2 separate regions of the Homo sapiens genome follow, and region 2 is linked to region 1. A link is a loop called in an ENCODE intact Hi-C map of the cell type or tissue named here. Cell type or tissue: endothelial cell of umbilical vein. All regions are shown on one strand. Each heading gives the region's core, and the rest is flanking DNA. Links, peaks and the distances in the headings are about the cores only.

Evidence for each region. Peaks named below come from ENCODE experiments on the same cell type or tissue, not always from the same donor. Only the 100,000 strongest peaks of a DNase experiment are listed, where the experiment ranks them.
Region 2: a loop joins it to region 1, with 18 times the contacts of the local background. A loop is called at or near these places in 13 of 110 quality-filtered maps.

What each region holds. Positions count from the first base shown.
Region 1 is chr5:178,728,732-178,733,500 of GRCh38, forward strand. ZNF354A (zinc finger protein 354A) reads right to left here and starts at 1,928. Exons shown (of 5, transcript NM_005649.3): 1 at 1,825-1,928; 2 at 259-342. The coding sequence starts at 291. RefSeq lists silencers at 1,468-1,697, 1,768-2,107. In endothelial cell of umbilical vein, for the core only: a CTCF peak has its summit at 2,093 (motif pointing right); a DNase peak (open chromatin) is centred at 1,990; H3K4me3 peaks cover 980 bases; H3K27ac peaks cover 620 bases.
Region 2 is chr5:178,277,670-178,282,438 of GRCh38, forward strand. All of the region lies in intron 5 of COL23A1 (collagen type XXIII alpha 1 chain), which reads right to left. Among named protein-coding and RNA genes, the nearest start is that of PHYKPL, 47 kb to the left of the region's middle. In endothelial cell of umbilical vein, for the core only: a CTCF peak has its summit at 2,469 (motif pointing right); a DNase peak (open chromatin) is centred at 2,492.

The DNA.
Region 1 (4,769 bases), core at 426-4,425:
GGTTGCAGCGAGCCGAGATCCCGCCACTGCCTGGGCGACAAAGCGAGATTCAAAAAAAAAAAAAAAAAAGAGAACCACTAGACACGGGTGGGGAGGGTGGGTGGTCCTCCCTACAGAATCCACCACTCATGAGGGCGGACCAGCTCCTCCAAGAGAAAAGGACTTGGGCTCCATCCTGGCTGGAGATGGTCCCGGGTGAAGAACTCCAGTTAGTGGGGAAAATCCATCCACTGGGATCTGGGAGGGCAATGAGCTCACCTGGGGCCTCGCTTCCCGCTGCCCAGCAGCCATGTCCTCTTTCTGGCTCTCCCGGGAGGACGGCGCAGTCTCCAGAAGGCAGATCTGAGAAGAAAAAGGGAGCCAGGAAGAACCCCTTCTGCTTTCCAGCCCTGGAATCCGCAGCTCTAAAACCCCGACTCCCGCTGAGAAGGACCCCGCGCGCCCTCACAGGGATTCGGGAGGAGCCAGGAGCCCGCGGACCAGAGCAGCGCTGGGCCGCCCGGCCAGGCCCAGGCCCCACAGGCTTGGGGCTTACGGAGGGGACGCTGGAGCCGCAGTGGCAGCAGCGACCCGCTGAGCCCACCAGGGCCAGGGCTCGCCCCACGCCGCTGAGTTCCTCGGCGCCAGCTGGCACTGCCAGCACCCACTGCACCGCTCAGGAAACTGAGGCAGCGCCGGGGCACCTGCCCCGTTCACGCCGCTGCGAGGCGGGCCGGGACTCCCACCACGACGGCCCCGGGACGACTTCCCTCCGCCTCAAGCCTTTCCCAGCCGGTTCCTCTCTCTCCCGCCAACGAATCATCTCCCGACTCCACGGAAAACGGCTTTTTTTTTTTTGAGGCGGAGTCTCGCTCTGTTGGCCAGACTGGAGTGCAGTAGCGCAGTGGCAGGATCTCGGCTCACTGCAAGCTCTGCCTCCCGGGTTCAAGCCATTCTCCTGCCTCAGCCTCCCGAGTAGCTGGGACTACAGGCGCCCGGCTCATTTTTGTATTTTTAGTAGAGACGAGGTTTCACCGTGTTGCCCAGGCTGGTCTCGAACTCCTGATCTCAGGTGATCTGCCCGCCTTGGCATCCCAAAAATCTAGGATTACAGGCGTGAGCCACCACGCCCGACCCCATGTATCCCATTTCTAACACGATGTTTCTTTTTTGAGACGGAGTCTCGCTCTGTCGCTCAGGCTGGAGTGCAGGGCTTGATCTCGGCTCACTGCAAGCTCCGCCTCCTGGGTTCACGCCATTCTCCTGCCTCGGCCTCACAAGTAGCTGGGACTACAGGCGCCCGCCACTACGCCCGGCTAATTTTTTTTGTATTTTTAGTAGAGACGGGGTTTCACCGTGTTAGTCAGGATGGTCTCGATCTCCTGACCTCGTGATCCACCCGCTTCGGCCTCCCAAAGTGCTGGGATTACAGGCGTGAGCCACCGCGCCCGGCCAAACACCAGCTCTGAAGAGGAAAGCGCTGGGTGTCCCGAGGCGGGAGGGGTGGCCGTCCTGGGGACGGACTCGGAAACCGGGGCCCGGCTGCGTCCGCCCTGCCCTCGGGGTCCCGGTGCCCCGAGTCCGCGAGGCCCACATGGAGTGGGCAGGACGGGCCCGGGAGGAAACGCCAGGCCCGGCGTCCACGGCGAGCCGGACGCGGGTGCACCAGCAACGGCGAGGGAGCGCCCCGCGGGGGGGCGAGAGTCCAGATCCCGGCGCGGGGGCCGGTGACAGACGCGGGGGTGCCCGCCAGCGCCCACAAAGGCTTTCGGAGCCTCGGCAGCCGCAGGCAGTCCCCGTGCCGGGCGCCGCCTCCTACCGGCTTGGCCTGCCGCCGACGCTCACCTCCCTAAGCTCGAGCGTCCCGGGCCGCGCCTCCCCAGCCGCGAGGCTCCGGAACCGCCGGCCGGGATGCAGCCTCGCGACCCGGCTCCGCCCCGACGGCGTCTGGGCGACCTCAGGCCCGGCGCCGCTCACCCCGCGGCGCGCCGGGGACCAGGAGGGGCGGGGCAGCCGCTGAGGCCGCTGGGAAATGGAGTCCACGAGAGGACACCTGCATTCGGGGAAGTGTAGTTCCATGCGTTTGAGGCGGGGTCCCGGCTGAGCTGTTACGCGCCCACATGCCACAAGAGGGCCCCTGTGAGCTGGAGGGCCCCAGGTTCCTGGTTATAGGGAAGATAAGGGGAGGTTCGCTGAGGGCAGTAACTTGCAACTCTGTGTCTGTGGGAATTTCGGGAGGGAGGGCGTGGGCGGCAGGAAAACGGCCCAGAACAGACCTAGTGCCCCTCAGTTATTCACCAGAGGGGCACTGAGCACCTGCTGTGTGCCAAGCACGGTTGCAAGTGGTTTCACATGTATCAATCAATGAAAGAAACGTCACTGCCCTGGAGAACATTTTTTTGGGGGGTAGGGAGCAGACAATAAGCCATACACATAATTATATAACATTTTCGGGGATAAATGTGAGGAGAAACAGGGTATGTGGAGGGGTTTCGTCGCTGAGGTGAGAATGGACGAGGACTCCCAGGAAGTGCCTGAAGCAAAGGGGAGGGAGGTGCCAGCTACTGTGAAGCCAACGGATGTATGTATGTATATGTGTGTGTGTGTGTGTGTATATATATATATATTTTTTTTAAACTAAATCTTCTCAGTTACAAAAAGAACACCGGCTCCATTTAGAAAGTTTGGCGCTTCCCTACTTAAGAATATGCCTTGAACATTTGAATTTGTCAATAAATATTCTCCCTCAGTGGCATTTTTGATAGCTTCATTGCATTCCATTGCATTTATTTTTTTAAAAAAAACGTTTAATTGGCTGGGGGCGGTGGCTCATGTCTGTAATCCCAGCACTTTGGGAGGCCGAGGCGGGTTGATCACGACGTTAGTTCAAGACCAGCCTGGCCGAGATGGTGAAACCCCGTCTCTACTAAAAATACAAAAATTAGCTGGGCGTGGTAGCGGGCGCCTGTAGTCCCAGCAACTCAGGAGGCTGAGGCAGAGAATTGCTTGAACCGGGAGACGGAAGTTACAGTAAGCCAAGATTGCGCCACTGCACTCCAGCCTGGGCGACAGAGCGAGACTCCATCTCAAAAAAAAAAAAAAAAAGTAGTTGCCTCTGAGGAGGGTACTGGGAGCTGGAATAATACTTGCACTTGCTATTTAACACCTTGATATACTTTTCAACATTTTGCTTTACCATATGCATGTATGACATGAATGCTTTTAAGAGAGAAAACAATTTCCAGGCTTGCAAAATTGGCTGTATCATTAGCAATACTTCCAGCACCAACATACAGAAACCTTTGCTAACAGTGGCTTGCATCATGACATTTATTATTTGTTTAAAAAGCGATCTAGAGGTAGGCAGAAGGAACTGACCGCAGTTGGTTTGGTGGCTTGATGACATCAGCGAGGGCTCAGTGTCTTTCCGTCTGTCTGCTCTGCCACCCAAAGTTCTGGCTATGGTCTCCACTCAAGAGCCCAGCATAGCTGCTGCTCCAGGAACCAGTTTTCTCACAGCCACATCCAATATCAGGAAGGAAATTACAGAAACAAAAAGGACTAACTTCCACATGATGATCACCTTTTATTTTCTTTTCCAGAAGCCACCATCCCTTTTCCTCCTCCAACCCATTCAGCTCCTTTCCATCCTTCTCTTGCATTTCATTGGCCAGAATTAGGTCACTTCCTCACCTCTGAACCAATCACAGGGAATTTAGTTCACCTGAACTGAAGCAGCTCCATCATATCTCATCATCTGGAGCTGAGCGCATTGCTCACTGAACAAAATTGGTGTTCTTGACAAAGAAGAGGAGGGCAGTGACTGTTAGGCAGGCAGTAACAGGGTGTACCAGGCAGACTGACTGACCAATTAACTAACCAGCTACCATCCCTTATGAGGAGACAACTGCCAGCCTGTCTGTCAGAATCACAAAGCCTGGAATCTCTCACGACGAAAGGCTATACAATCCTGAGGCCTTGGTCCTATGTTAATTTAGTGTGGATTAATCTTTTGAGATAAGACCATTAGTCATGTGTTGGCATCTGCAAATTAACACTGGCTTCTGGGGAGAAACTCTTCAGGAAGAAAAAAATCACATCACTGCATTTTTCAAAGGTTCAACATCAAAAATTTATCAAGTGTAAAAACCCAGTCTGTTTGATACTGTTAAAATGATTAATATTATAAATAGCTGCTAGAAACAAGGCACATCTGACAACCTGAAGGACTGGAAGGAGAGGCAAACATTTTCCTTTCTGAATTAGGAAAAGCTAGTTTCATTATTTGCATTTTCCCTCATATCATTTTATGTCTCTGGCACATTTCCTAAATCAAAGACTTTCCTGGGGATTCTATTTATCAGACAGGTATTGGCTTGCTTTTCAGCAGCCCTATCATAGTTGATTTACTAATATATCCTATAGACTTTCTGCACAGTTTATACAGCTAAGGCCCATAGTGCCTCGTCATTCCCACCTATTTTAAGTGAAAGGCTTAATGCATAGATGGGATCTGACATATGAGTGCTGCTCACTAGTTCGCTGTCAGAGCAGGTCTGAATAATTAGCACCGGCAGCTCTTCTGTGCAGATATTAATATCTTATATCATAAATGTCAAGCATAGCACAAAGATGCAACCGGAAAACCTCCGAAAGCAAGGGAGCCCATAAATCATGGAGGTTTCACTCTATTTTTCTTCCATTTTACTATCAGAAAATAAACCCAGGTGGTGAGATTTAAAATCCTGCGCACCTCCTATTTATTACTTAGCACGGGGCCTTTCCTGAAG
Region 2 (4,769 bases), core at 522-4,521, 450 kb before region 1:
GGACCTGCTCGGTGATGCCTGAGTGTGCTGGAAGTAATTACATGTATGTCCATGTCACACATCATGGCTAGCAGAGGTGGTGTTTACAGCACTGTGCCTTTGAACCGATCCCAAAAATACCTGCTGAAATGACACATTTGCCCATGACTGGTGGGGAGAGACATGATTACCCTGTCAGGTATCAGAAAATACTGTTCCTCATTAAGGTGGCAGAGAGGAAAGAGCTTGACCCCCGTGGGGTGAGGGAGGATGGAGGATGGGACCGGCGGGCCGGGATGTGTCTGACTGAGCTGCCCAGGTCACCAGCTCAGGCACAGAGGGCTGTTCTGGTGGAAGGAAGTCTGGGGGAACACACCATCAGCTCATTTTGGTGCCAGCCGTGGATGGGGTGGAAATCCAGAGTAGGGAGCAGCAGCTGACGGGAAGTGTGACCTTCACAGAAGGGTGACCGCCACAGCGTGGCCAAACTCCACGAGGCAGTCTAGAGGGAGACAGCGTGACCAGGACAGCTCGCAGCACACACTGAAGCTGCAGTCACTCTGCCTCGCCCTGTGGCCCCTGGACCATGCCCAGGCCAAGCTCTGCCCTCCTGCCCCACCCTTGGGGCATGGTTGGTTTCCCAGCCTCCCTGAGAGCTGCCCCCTAGGCTGTGGGGTGGGCCCTCCTTGGTTTCCACAGACAATTGTCACCCACTGGTAAAGAACTGGTTGAAACCCTTAAAAATGCAAAGGATTTTTATAGAATTTGGATTTCCAGCTTCTCTGGAAATGTTGGAAGATGTGGTAGTGATGACTGCATGTGCGGAACTGCACCCCGATGGGGCGGGTGCCCCGATTCACCCCAGGCCCTGCCGTTTTCTCTGCTCTCCTGCGCCCAACCAGCCTCATCTATTTTCTCACTTGCCGGCGGCTGCAAGCGTCAGTGAGCCCGTGAGCCTGCAATTCTAGCTCAGGTCCATCTCTCCAGTCCTCCCACCCTCCTGGGCCAGCCTCCGCCAGGCCCCCTACCTCCTGCCCCACATACCCATCCTTCCTGCACAGTGAAGGAGCAGGGTACATCCTGATGATGAGGTCCTGCCCCGTAGACCTGGGAGTGAGCTGCTGAATTTCCCTGGAGCGCGTTTCCTCCTCTGCAAACTGAGTGTGTTGCGGATGGAATGGCTCCCTGGATCTGGGCTCACAGCAGGCAGCAGGGGAAGGGTGGGTTAATGAGAGCAGCTGTGACGCGCTGGGCCAGCCCTGGGGTAAATGAAGCCAGGGAACAGAGTGGAGCTGAAGCAATGTGGGCCCTTCCCTCCCTATCTAGATGTCACTGGCCCTGACCACAGACCGGCCAGGCAGAAGCCTCATCATCCCCATTTCACAGATGAAGATCTGGAGCTCGGAGAGGCCAGGACACCAGCCCAAAGCTTTGCTCGAGCCCTGTGCCCTGCCTGCTGACTGCCCCTCCTCTGGCTGCTGTAGCACCTGGCACACCCTCACCCACTGCCCTCAGGGCAAAGCTGTACCCCTGGCCTGGCATTCAAGGACAACCTCTTCCTCCTGAGCGCCTCCTTCCAGACTCACGTGTCACCTCTTCTGAGGAGCCTTCTTCAGCTCCCGCCCCCGCCAGTTTCTCACTTATGGACTCACTGCTCTGTCTTCCTGCCACCTCTCCTCCCACAGTGACCAGCCACATGGCTCCAGTGCCCACCACAGATGCCCTTCCTGACCGGAGGATGTGCAGCCTTGGCTCGCACACCCCTGGTGATGTGGAACTCACTGCTCCCCGGGCAGACTGAGGGGTTTGCAAAGATTTTGTTTAAGCCTGGTCCTTCTCAGGCTAGACCCTCCACCTTGCAGCGCCTGGTTCAATTGTGCCCAGAACCTCCACGTGGCTGGGAAGACGAGGCCTCAGGTTCCAGCCCAGGGAGGGCTCTCAGCTTGGGTGGGTGGGGCTGTGGGCCCCTTTGTCCAGCCACCCGGGGTGGAACTCCAGAGTGGACAAGAGATGGCCAATTCCTCAAGGCTGGGTGCTCCAGGGACACAGGCTTCTCACCTCCCCCTACGCCCTTACCATCCCGGCCCATCTTGGGTGCACCCTCTCTGGATGTTCCCCCTGAAACTCCCCACTTATCAGCATCCTCTTCACCTTCTGACTTCGACTCACACCTCCCTTCCTCAAGGCGGTGCCCCTGACCCCCACCAGGCCAGGTCTGGGTAACGGGAGCCCCGCCTCCTAGCCCTGGCCACGAGGCATAGTGAAGCTGGAATTTGTGGGAGTTTTTTGTTCTGTCTGCCACTCAACCACAGGCTCCAAGTGGGGAGGGACCCCTGGATGTGTTTCCTGCTACCGTATCCCAAATGCCGAAGCGCCTCGTACATAACGAGAACACAGTAAATACCCGCTGAATGGATCAACAACGGTGAAGGGAACGATTCTCTGAATGAACGTCCATCCTGCTGGCTCTCGTGCCCGGCCAGGGAACACTAGAGGGCGCGCTTGACCTGCCGAAGGCTGCCTCCAGCCCTGGCGGACTCTTGCGCTGGACTCCCGCCCTCGGGCCACAGCCTGGGCGATCAGCCAGGACGCTGGCCATTGAGGATGCAGGCCCAAAAGGGGCGCCTTCAGCCTCACAGGCTTCCCTGGCTGGCATTGGTAATGGACAGAGCAGTGGGAACGGTCCCTGAACCCAGTCCGTGTGCCCAACTCTGAAGCTCTCCTGCGTCATCTCCTTGGTTCCCCCAATAGCTGAAGGGGCCGAGGCTTGGCGGGGCCAGGGACGTGCCTGAGGCCACATGGACTATAGACCCCTGGGCCCATTCTGTCTCCACTGCATGGGCTGGACATCGTGCCAGCCCTGGGTCCTGGTCGGGGGCAGCTTCATACCAAAATCACTGCTTTCTCTTTAGTCTATTTGCTTCGAAGACCTGGGCTTGGCTCGGTGACTTTGTGCAGGTCTGTGAACATGTTCTTCCATGTGATGGGGCGAGGATGCTGTGGGGCTGGTCTGTTGCCTGGGGAAGTGGGAGGCGGTTCCAGCCAGTGACCACGCTGCAAACATATCACAGGCAAAACAGCAAAGCGCAGGACCAACCCCCTCTGCTGGGCCCCCTACACTGCTGTCCCTGCTAAGTCTCCTCCCAGAGCTAGGTGTGGACAGGAGGTACCTGGGCTGCTGCCAGGAGGATGCAAAAAACTGCAGCAGATACAGGAGGCATCTGGGAGCCGAGGGCGGAGCAGCAGCTCGGGCCCCACTGACCTGGGGTGGCCGCCTCCTGTGAATGGGCTGCCCCACATGGGACACTCACGGGGACACTGGGGACACAGTGCTGGACCAAGACAAGAGGCTGGACTCAAGAGACTTAGGGCCCTGGGGAGAACGGCCAGCATGGTGGCCCTGGTTGCATCTCCCTGAGGTTCCAGTCTGCGTGCCATTATCAGGGACTCCGGAGTCGGCTTTCATCCGGTCTCAGCTTCACTAGAATCTGGGGATTGTGGGGTGGCACTGTAGGGGTCAGACGGAAATGAGATGGAGGATGTTGAAATCTAAAAACAGATGAATTTGGGATATTTCAGATAAATCGTTTAACTGATTACATTTTTATAATCAAAGCTGTTTTTGAACTACAAGAGTGCAAGAGAGCGTGTGAACGTGCGGTGCTCCATGGGCCTTTCTTGTTCACTTGATTAATTCCAAACCGTCCATCCGAGTCCTTCATTTCAAAATTGGTCCCAGGCCGAGGCCCCGTCTCACAGACCACATTTCAGCCCAGAGCTCTCGCAGTCCCCTGGGGCCCCGGCTGTCGCTGCTCCCAGGACTGAGGCCGGAGATGAAGTGCAGTCACCGCTCCCTCGACTCCAGAGGGGCTTGGGCACGGCGCTCCGGGGCCCAGGAGGTGCCGTGCGTGTGGTTTTGGGTGTGCTCAGAGCTGACCTGTGACGCCTGCCAGCCCTCGTTTCTGTTAGTCATTCAGGCTTCACCAGCAAATTAGTGCAACCGCCTCCTACCCGCACCCCTTCCTCCAGTTTCTGCCCTGTAGCCAAGGAGGCCTTTTCTACTTTTTAATAATTAATTGATTGATTTAAAATTTTATTTTTTAAAACAGACGGGGATTCGGCCAGGATTGGCAGCTCATGCCTGTAATCCTAGCACTTTGGGAGGCCGAGGTGGTCAGATTGCCTGAGCTCAGGAGTTTGAGACCAGCCTGTGCAACATGGCAAAACCCTGTGTCTATTAAAAACACAAAAAAATCAGCCAGGCGTGGTGGTGCGTACCTGTAATCCTAGCTACTTGGGAGGCTGAGGCACGAGAATCACTTGAACCCAGGAGGCGAAGGTTACAGTGAGCCGAGATCATGCCACTGCACTCCAGCCTGGGCGACAGAGCAAGACACTGTCTCCAAAAAAAAAAAAAAAAGATGGGGTTTTGCCATATTGCCCAGGCTGAGCATGCCCTGCTCCGTTCAGCTGCTCCTCTGCAGGGACACCCTGCACAGTGATACAGAACTGGACATTTCATTACCAGGGGAAGATTTAGAAATTCTTCCTAATTTCTAATAACGGCTATGACACGGAGGTATGAATGAGGAATAGGAGAGGAGGTGAAATGAAGAAATGGACTTTTAAGTTTAAGTTAGACTTAGTTTTTGTTTTTCTTTTTTCGTAAAGCAGGAAAGCATCCTAACACTTTGATACCAGGGGTGGAATACAATAGTTGGGAAGGGAGCAGCAGGGCTGGATACAGACAGGTATGAGCAGGAGAAACCAAACATCCTCTCCAAGTATGT